2 separate regions of the Homo sapiens genome follow, and region 1 is linked to region 2. Evidence: chromatin contacts called from ENCODE Hi-C or POLR2A ChIA-PET data. All regions are on one chromosome and are shown on one strand. Each heading gives the region's core, a stretch centred on a gene start or an enhancer-like site at or near the end of the contact. The rest is flanking DNA. Distances are from core to core; before and after follow the strand shown. Region 1 overlaps TBC1D22A (TBC1 domain family member 22A). Region 2 has its middle 27 kb from the start of GRAMD4.

Evidence for each region. Hi-C counts contacts between places; a loop is a spot of excess contacts on that map. ChIA-PET counts read pairs that join two places held with the same protein, here RNA polymerase II (POLR2A). Pooled maps may share reads with other maps.
Region 1: a loop to region 2 is called in a pooled map, with 2.7 times the contacts of the local background. The contact joins two enhancer-like sites. A Hi-C loop is called at or near these places in 7 of 50 pooled maps. POLR2A ChIA-PET finds 5 or more read pairs at or near these places in 3 of 52 experiments (activated B cell, activated T-cell and naive thymus-derived CD8-positive, alpha-beta T cell).

What each region holds. Positions count from the first base shown.
Region 1 is chr22:46,801,702-46,806,283 of GRCh38, forward strand. All of the region lies in intron 4 of TBC1D22A (TBC1 domain family member 22A), which reads left to right. Among named protein-coding and RNA genes, the nearest start is that of TBC1D22A, 41 kb to the left of the region's middle. RefSeq lists enhancers at 1,517-1,566, 1,587-1,756, 1,777-1,826. Within about 2 kb of position 1,795, at least 4 of the 41 ENCODE cell types and tissues checked have a DNase peak (open chromatin) inside an H3K27ac peak, as active enhancers do.
Region 2 is chr22:46,591,068-46,595,805 of GRCh38, forward strand. It overlaps a transcript of GRAMD4 not described here. Among named protein-coding and RNA genes, the nearest start is that of GRAMD4, 27 kb to the right of the region's middle. RefSeq lists a silencer at 2,436-2,495. Within about 2 kb of position 1,669, at least 20 of the 41 ENCODE cell types and tissues checked have a DNase peak (open chromatin) inside an H3K27ac peak, as active enhancers do.

The DNA.
Region 1 (4,582 bases), core at 545-3,044, 210 kb after region 2:
AGCTCAGCTCTGGCCCTCAAGGCTTTCGAACGGTAGGACAGAAGGCACGACGACCCGTCCGTCAAGGAGTGGGGCCAGGCCACGGCTGTGTTCCACTTCCCCTGAGGGGTGACCATCCAGTCTAGGCTTTATGAGAGCGTGCTGATAGATGGAGGTCAGCGGGAGAGGGTGTTTTGGGGGTTGGGAGGGCATGAACAGAAGTTTGGAGCCGTACACCTTGGCAGCACTAATACGAGTAGATGCCCCCTTGGTGTCCGTGGCTCTAGGGCAGCCGTGAAGGGGCCTGGGCCCTTGGTGACAGGAGGAAGCAGGTGCGGCCTTGGAGTAGGCCCTCAGTGTGATGGCTGGCCGTGTCCTTACTCATGAAGTGGCTCAACCTACCTGTTTCGTCAGCTGTAGAGGGAGCATGAGACCTGCCCTGCAGGGTCCTCGTGAAGGTCAGTGGGAATTTATGTAGAGTCACTCATCCAGGCTCTGTTGAGCACCTGCTGTGGTTGTAGGCACTGGGGAGGAATCGGCGGCGAGGCTTGCGAGGGCCCTGCCCTCAAGGAGCTGACATTCTCGTGTGAGGAGACAGAGGGAGCTCGCTCAGTACCCCCGCAACCATCAGAAGGCAGGAAGCATATAGGGAGAGTCAAGGCATGTGGAGGGTAGAGGCTGGAGCTGCTCTGCAGTTGGCTGTTTCTGGGGCGAGATCTGCACGGAGTCAGGTATTTGAAGAGGGGGCATGAGCATTCTAGGGACAGGCCCAGAGGTGCAAAGGTCCTGCGGGCAATAGAGCTTCATGTGCTTGAGGGGTTTCTGAGGCTCTGGCCTGGTGGCTGAGTGGGGTGTGGGGAGAGGCCTGCAAGGCAGGCAGGGACCAGGTCCCCAGGGCTGAGAAGTCCAGGAGAAGGAGCTCTGCTTTTACTTCGAGCACAGCATGAAGCCTCTGGGAGGTTTTGAACCGGGGGAGTAAAGCGCGGTGCAGAGCATCAGAAAGCGGTTGCTATTCTGTGGAAGGAAGAGCCGATGACTGCTTCTGAGCAGAGTGTTGCCAGTGGCCATGGACGACGTGGAGTCCTTGGGCAGCTCATGGGAGGGGCTGGAGGAGGGTCAGAGTAGGGTGGGAGACTAGGGGGCAAGAGTGGAGGCCGTGGGCTGGGGATGTGGGTGGGGTGGGCTGCGTGAGTCGGGGGCTGATGAAATCTGGAGCTGGGTAGACTGGCGAGAAGGCAAGAGCCAGGACCCCCATAGCTTAGAGCCTGGGGTCTGCAGGGATGGGGAACAGCCGATAGACACAGAAATCAGAACACACTCCAGAGATGGCATTTCACTGGGGAGACAAAATCTCCTCCTCATGAAACAGAGAGCCAGGGAAAGCAGTGTGTTTAAATGCTCCCATGGTTACAGCCACTGGGGGCCTTCACTCTGTGCTGGGCACTGTGCTGTAGAGACTGTGTTATCAGCCACCAAAAGACCCCCCTCTGCACCCCCACCCCCTTCCTGCGTGCCCCAGATTGCTGGCCTTATCGCTGGTTTACAGCTGAAGAGCTCGAGACAAGGTTAAACAGGCGGCTGCCCTCCAGCCCCACAGTGAGGGCAGAGCTGGCTGGGAACCGGGGTCACCCCGGGCTGGGCTCCCAGCCTCCAGGTCACACGTTTCTGGTTAGTGTAGACAGTGGGCATTCTTGGTGCTGTTGGAGGCCTGAGGAAGGGCGGCGGTTTTCTCTCCTGTGGGCCTTGTTGGAGATCTCGCTTCTGCTGTGGGAGCTGGGGCCCGGCCCCCAGGAGCTGAGGCGGGGAGGGCGGTTGGTTCTTGCGACCCGGCCGTCAGCGTTCAGCGTCGCCCTCTAGTGGCCAGGTGCTGTCTTTGCAGCCTGGGCTTCATGACCACAGCAGGGCACGTTGGCCTTGTGGGTGGGGGGTGCTTACACTTGCGCGTGTCTGTGTGTGTTCACCGTGCTTACTGAAAGGCAGGCACAGCCTCAGAAGAGAATAACGTGAGGGACGAAGATGAAAGCTCTGGCTAACTCGGCCTTGCCCTGGCGTCTCATCAGGGAAGGGCTTTGTCAAGGAAGGCAGCCCCCTGGCCACCTAGAACTGCTGAATGCAGAGGCCCGGGGCAGAGGGAACAAACTCCAGCTTGCACAGTCCTTCTGTGCATGCACTGGCCCAGCCACACCCAGATCCTTGCTGGCCCTGCTCTGTCCTCAAGTCCCCTGCAGTGAGTGTCACATAGTAGGTACTTGTCATTTGATGGTTCGCTGACTCTTCAGCTAGACCTTTCTTGCCTTCTTTTGGTGCATACATGGTCCTGTGTCTCTGGTTTTACTTTGTTTCTTAGATAAATTTACTAGGTAAGTAACTGACACTACCATCCAATGGCAGCTCAGCAGCAATGCGATGGCACCTCCTTGAGCCAAGGACGGGCTTTCCCAACCGTGTGACTCTGGGTTTGCGTTTTCCCCCCGTGGCTTCCCCCACATCACCGTTACTCTGCTTTCCCTCAAAGCTTGCCCCCGGCCTTGGCCCCTTTTTGCCCGTGTGTTCCCACTTAGGACAGGAGCTGTGCCTATTTCTTTTCTCTGCTCATTTTGTCACTAAAGGGTTTCTGTGATCATCATTAACGGAAATGTTATTGAAAGTTAGAGAAATGGAAAAGATAATAAAACCAACAAACCAAAATTGCCACTGTTTCCACATGCTGTATTAACTAGAGTTGTGCTTGCTTTTTCTCTCTAATTTATTCCCTCTTAATCAGTTCTTACCAGTTTTTCAGAGCTCACTAGCAGAAATGGCTCTCTCTCAGCGGCTGTTTTATCTGCAGAGTGATCTGGGCTTCAGGCAGGGCATGCGAGAGCCTCAGTGAACACGCTGGCTCCCCACTTTCACAGCATTGCCGGCATCCTTTTTTCTGGGTGATGTGTTCCCTGCTCGATGTGGTATTTGAACTACATGTGATGTCACTTGGCTTAAAATAACCAAATTAGATATGATTTGGTGAAAATTAGGAATTTTATTTACTATCCATAGTAATGTAAATCTTCAGTTTAATAGGAAACCTTTCACTGTTCCTTCAGGTGATTTGTTTCTGTTGAATGGTGATTTTTAGTCTGTAATATTAAAAGCAAATGCTAAAAGAGAGTTTGTAAGTCTTTGGTATGGTTTTAAAGGAGCCGCCTTAAAAACTTATCTGTTGCATGTTTGTCTTTTTTTTCTTATAATTTCTTTTGTAGATGAGGATATTGGATACAGACTTGAGCAATTGTGCGACTGTGGTATTTTCTCTATGTGAGGGATAGGAGAAGGAAAGTAGGGCGAGTATGGCAGGATCCCCAGGGACTCATTGCTCCTCGCCCTGTACAACATTTTCTACTTGTAACTTAGCTCCTATTATGGTTTCCTCTAAGAGAGTATGAGTTTGTGTCCATCTGCCCATTAGACTGTGATCCTCTCTTGGGCCGTGGCTGGAGTCACTCATCCTCCTGTTCCAGTGACTGGCACATGCATGGCACATTCTCAGGAAATGCTGGCAGAGTTAATTGAGCCACCAGCGGTCAGTCTCCTTCTCTCCTACCCTGTGTTCTTCAGCGGTGAGTGGGGCATCACTGGTTTTCCAGTTGACACAGGGTGCCTTGTATCTGGGGCCTTCCGTGAAGATGTGTTTTTGCTGTAGGTAACAGAAAAGCAGACGCAAGGACTTTTGAACAAATTCAAAAGTTAAGTTTCTCAGCAAGATGCCTGGAGGCAGGTAGCTGTTGGCACTGGTTCACTGGCTCAGTGATGTCCTCAGGATCTAAGCTCCAAGTCACTTGACCTCTTCCTCACAGCTCTAAAGGGGCTGTCACCATCATGGGGTGATGGAAGGAGCAGTCACCAGGGCAGGCGTCTTCTTACTGGGAGAGTAGGGCTGCCTTCAGAGCCAGGCCACATGGCCACTCCTGGTGGTAGGGGGAGCTGCCAAGGATGTGTCTCCTGTGGGCTGGACATGGGCACTTTCAAACCGGGATTCTGGAAACAGAGAGGTGGGATGGGTTGGATATTGGTTTGGCAGCCAACTGTGTTTGCCATTCACAGAGATTGATGTGTGTGTCTCTCACCGCCCCCCCACACCCCCCACCCGATTTCTGGTTCCTTAATGTCTTTCTGTCCTTCTTCTTCTTCTTCTTCTTTTTTTTCTTTATTTTGAGATGGAGTCTTGCTCTTTCGCCCAGACTGGAGTGCAGTGGCTTCATCTCGGCCCACTGCAGCCTCCGCCTCCCAGGTTCAAGTGATTCTCCTGCCTCAACCTCCTGAGTAGCTGGGATTACAGGCACCCACCACCACACCCGGCTAAGTTTTGTATTTTTAGTAGAGACGGGGTTTCACCATGTTGGTCAGGCTGGTCTCGAACTCCTGACCTCGTGATCCACCCGCTTTGGCCTCCCAAAGTGCTGGGATTACAGGTGTGAGCCACCGCGCCCGGCCTCCAACCCTCTTATCACATTTACCCCATGGCTCAGTGCCGAGCGCTGTGTGGAAAACGTAGTATAGAGACCCAGATGTTTGATTGCATTGAACTGTCTACAGAGTGCTGGGTGTAGAGGGACTCAGTAAATGA
Region 2 (4,738 bases), core at 419-2,918:
AAGAAAAAAAAACAAACAAACCCAAAAAACAGCCAGAGAAGGCAAGAGCCCTGGAATGGCCTAAGGTGGGAAACTGCTGCCCTCTCAGCCGCGGGGTCCAGTGTGTGATAGTGAAATCTCTCGTTATCTTAAATTCTCTCTTCAGGGACTTAAACAGAAATTAACAGGGCTGGGTGCAGTGGCTCATGCCTGTAGTCCCAGCACTTTGAGAGGCTGAGAGGGGGAGGATTGCGTGAGCTCAGGAGTTTGAGAACGGCCTGGGCAACATAGTGAGACTCCATCTCTACTAAAAATAAAAAATTAGCTGGGTGTGGTGGTGCATGTCGTAGTCCCAGCTCCTTGGGAGGCTGAGGTGGGAGTTGGGGTTTGTTGTTTTGGACAGATTTACCAAATTCATTTGGACGACGTTACTGAAGCTCCATGAGGCAGAGGCTAACGGACATTGCTGAAGTCCTAGGTTGCATCCCTCATAAAGGCCACCCCCGGGCCGTGCACGGTGCCTCACGCCTGTAATCCCAGCACTTTGGGAGGCTGAGGCAGGTGGAATACCAGAGGTCAGTAGTTGGAGACCAGTCTGGCCAACATGGCAAAACCCTGTCTCTACTAAAAATAAAAATTAGCCGGGTGTGGTGGTGGGTGCCTGTAATCCCAGCTACTCTGGAGGTTGAGGCACGAGAATCGTTTGAACTCGGGAGACGGAGGTTGCAGTGAGCCAAGATCAAGCCACTGCACTCCAGCCTGGGTGACAGAGCGAGACTCTGTCTCAAAAAAAAAAAAAAAAAAAACCCAGAAAGGCCAACCCCCGCACCCCTCAGCCCCCGCACCCCTCAGTTAGCCATGCCCAGGGACAGTCAGAAAGCATCTGTGATATCAGTGGACATTGGGGCCCAGCCCAGGACTGGTGTGTCCCCTCCTGTGCCTGCAGGCTTGACACAGCAAGGCCCTCCCTCTCGCCCCCAAGTCCCCACACTTGTCAAGGGCATCACGGCACATTCCAGGAAAGTTGGTTGATGTCACGGGAGTCGAGACCTCATCCTGACGCCCAGCTCAGCAGGGCCACCGGGGCTCAGGTTAGGTGGTGCCATAGTTGGGGGACAGTCCCCATAGGGTTGCGCCCCCAGAGTGCCCTAGGGAATGAGGCCCACTGCTACTGCCACCAGCCCAGCTGGCATAATTGATAAATAAGTGTGGTTCTTTTAAGTTGGGCAAGTGTGTATTTTTAAATAACTGACTGCTTAATTGTACGATTAAAAACAGCAGAGCTGGGTGCAGGGGTGCGTGTCTGTGGTCCCAGCTCCTTGGGAGGCTAAGGCGGGAGGATCCATAGAGCCCAGGAGTTTGAAGCCAGCCTGGGAAACATAGGGAGGAGGCCCTGTTTCCAAAAAAAAAAAAAAGGATGAAGTGGGCTGTTAGCACTGAGTCATGGCGAGCAAGGTGAAGAAGCCCCACTGTGGCTGTGTGGTGAACTCAGTCATTCACAGCCGGGAGGGGCTCGATTCAGTTACTTTCCTGAATGTTTTCACTGTTCCGACTGCACCAGGGAGGAACCACATCCTCTACGCCTGCAGAAGCAAAATTTCTCTCCCGAGAGTCTTGGAATTCTGCGGCCCACATGTATGGTGACCAGCTCTGCAAGGGGCTTTAAAAACCCCAGTGTCGGCTGATTTGTTGGCTGACACCGCGCCCGGCACCTCCAGGATGTGGCCGGCATCGTGGAGGGGCTGCTGGCTGCCTGCCTTGCTTTCAGTTCCACATGGAGACAATGACTCTGCTGCACTGAGTTTCAAGAATTTTGGCAATAAAAAGAGCCTATATGACCTATTTATGAAGTATTCCAGAATCACTTACATGAATATTTTGTCCTAAATTCTGTATAATTAGAAGATATAAACCCCACATTGTGATTATTTTTGTTCACCAACATAACCTAAATTAGAACTCTCCATGCGGGCTTTCAGAAAAGAAAGCATTTGAACAAAAACATAAAAGGAATTGGTTTTATCCACACCGTTCTCAAATACTTGAGAGTAACGTGTTTGCTTAAGTAACATCGATATCTTGTTTACTGTTATTTGATTTGCAGACCTTTCCTCTTTACCAGTACCAGTAGCAGAAAGGTAAATTGTACTGAAACGTTTAAAAAGTCGTAAGTTCTGACTTTGAGGCCTGATGAACCATCACGGGATTCTCCCCTGCCTGGTTCCTTTTCCCCGGAACCTCACATCAAGCAGAAGCTTCCTTGCGGGCGGCCCTTGTTGCAGGCGGTCTTGGCGAGAGACATCCCCATTTCTGCAGCTGGACGGTGAAAGGGACGTTGTTGTTCTTGGCCATTTGGCAGGTGTTCTCTGACTGCCTCTTCTCCGCTGGGCCTGCCGCACAGGGAGGGCAGGTGGGACCGCCCCCCAACCCCTGCCGCAGGGCCTACCGAGAGTCCCATGGCGGGCGGGCAGAGGTGGGCTAGTGTTGCATTAAGTGACTTCCCGTAGCAGGCTGTTCAGTGCTGGGGCAGCCTTCTAAGGGAGGAGGCTTGTGGGCTGAGACCTCTTCCCTTTTTCATCATTTGGGCTTCCGGGGCATAGAATGGGATGCGTCATTGGCCTGGGGTCTGTGCTGCTGTTGGGCGTCTGTGCATAGTCCTCTTTTGTCTATTTTCATTATTTTTATTTATTTTTTTGAGATGGAGTCTTGCTCAGTCACCCAGGCTGGAGTGCAGTGGCGCGATCTCAGCTCACTGCAACCTCTGCCTCCTGGGTTCAAGTAATTCTCCTGCTTCAGCCTCCCAAGTAGCTGGGATTACAGGCGTGCACCACCACCCTGGGCTAATTTTTGTATTTTTTTAGTAGAGATGGGGTTTCATCATGTTGGCAGGATAGTCTTGAACTCCTGACCTCAGGTGATCTGCCCGCCTCGGCCTCCCAAAGTGCTAGGATTATAGGCGTGAGCCACCTCACCCAGCCATATTTTCGTTATTTTTAATAATGTAATGGGAACCTCTGGGCTCACCGTCAAGCAGAAGCCAGCCTTGATACCCAGCATCCTGCCAGCCCCTCCCCAGCATCCTGCCAGCCCCACCCCAGCATCCCGCCAGCCCCTCCCCAGCTGCCCCACGCCCGGCTCCTGCCCCAGCTCTGTGTGTCCTGTGCTCTCCCTTCCCCACCACCCTATGCACACCTTTCTCTGCCTGGGTCCACACTGTCACCTGCTGTAGCTCTACCCACAGGCCATACCTGCCTGGTGGGCCCCTCCTCCCTGCCCCTGTTTTTGTGGAAGGACAGGTGGAAGTGGGCGGGTGGGGTGGGTATGGTGGGTGATGATAAAGAGCATTCTAGGCCAGGGCAGGAATGCAAGCACATGGGTGTGAGGGGCCAGGTGTGTTCAGGGATCCTTGGCACTTGTGGGGTGGCGGGAGCACTGGCCAGAGGAGGGCTGGGGTAGGGGGAGGCTCCTGGCCCTCTGGGGGGCCCTTGGTAGAGGAAGGGGCATTGCTTGTGTGGGTGGTGAGGGACCTCTGGTTGGGTGGGGGGGGTTAGGTGTTTTAGGAGGCTTTGGGTACAGAGATGTCCAGGGGTAAAGTGGAGCTTGGTCTCAGGACAGTTGGCCCTGGCATCTGTCCTGCCCTGGGGGGCTAGGAGGGCCGGACTGGAGATGGAGGCTGGGGCTGTCCTGGTCCCAGGTGAGGTGGCATCTCCTAGGAGGGAGGAGAGGGTTGGTGCCCTGCAAACCCTGGGGGAGGGGCAGCACGGGGAGCTGGGGTTGGGGGTGAGGAGGGGCGCCCCACATGTTCTGAAGCGCTCTGGAGTGGCTCCAGCCCGGCCAGCACTAAGTTTTGCTGTCTGTGGTTTGCTGTGCCTGTGTCCGCTGCTGGTAACCAGTGCATCGGGACTTGGGCTTTCTGACTGCACCAGGTTTGTTTCTGCTGCTCTGAGTGCGGTGCCCAGTCACCGAGGTACCTGTCGTTCCCGCCTCCTGTGGACTGCGTGGCCTGGCGTCGAGGCAAAGCAGCAGGAAAGTTGGGTCCGCATCCCAGCCCCACATGCGGCCCGGGGGGAGAGTGTGCCTTTCCCCTGGAGACACACAGGGTGGGGGAAGTGAAGTCAGTGGCAGGCACCCAAGAGGGGCACGTTTTCAATCCCAGGGTGGGCGTGGGTACTAACTACAGGTAGAGACCATGCGACGCAGCGGGTCTGCACGCCTCAGGGTTCTGGAACAATCCAGACGGGGACATGGGGGAGATTGGCCACTGGGACTGGTGTTTCACTTGGCTGCCTCTGGACATAGTGTCTCTTCCGACTTTATTTTCCTGGGTTGTGAATCTCCCTTTTATGCCACAAAGGTCCCCCACCCAAGGGACTCTCATCCTGCAGCCCATGGGCCTGGCCCTGTGTCTGGAAAGGGGAGGTGGCGCCCTGATGTTCTGGGCCTGGTGGTCAGTATGGGCACAGAGGTGCAGGGGTAGAGGATTCCACATTTTGAGAGAAAAACAGGCGCCCCTCAAGGCAGCTCAGCCCTAGGTGAGGTTGGCTTTGGGCACACCCATGGGAGGCCCCTCTTCCTGCCCTGAACCCTCTGAGCGTCACCCCTCCCACCCAGCCACCAGAACAGCCTTTCCAGCTGCCCCTCCAAGTCATCGCAGGGACCCCTGCGGCCGGTCAGGGGGCCAAGATGGGGACACCCAGAGAACCACAAGCCCAGGCCACACAGGCAGGTGACTGCATGGGCAGGTGAGCACCCCATCTGA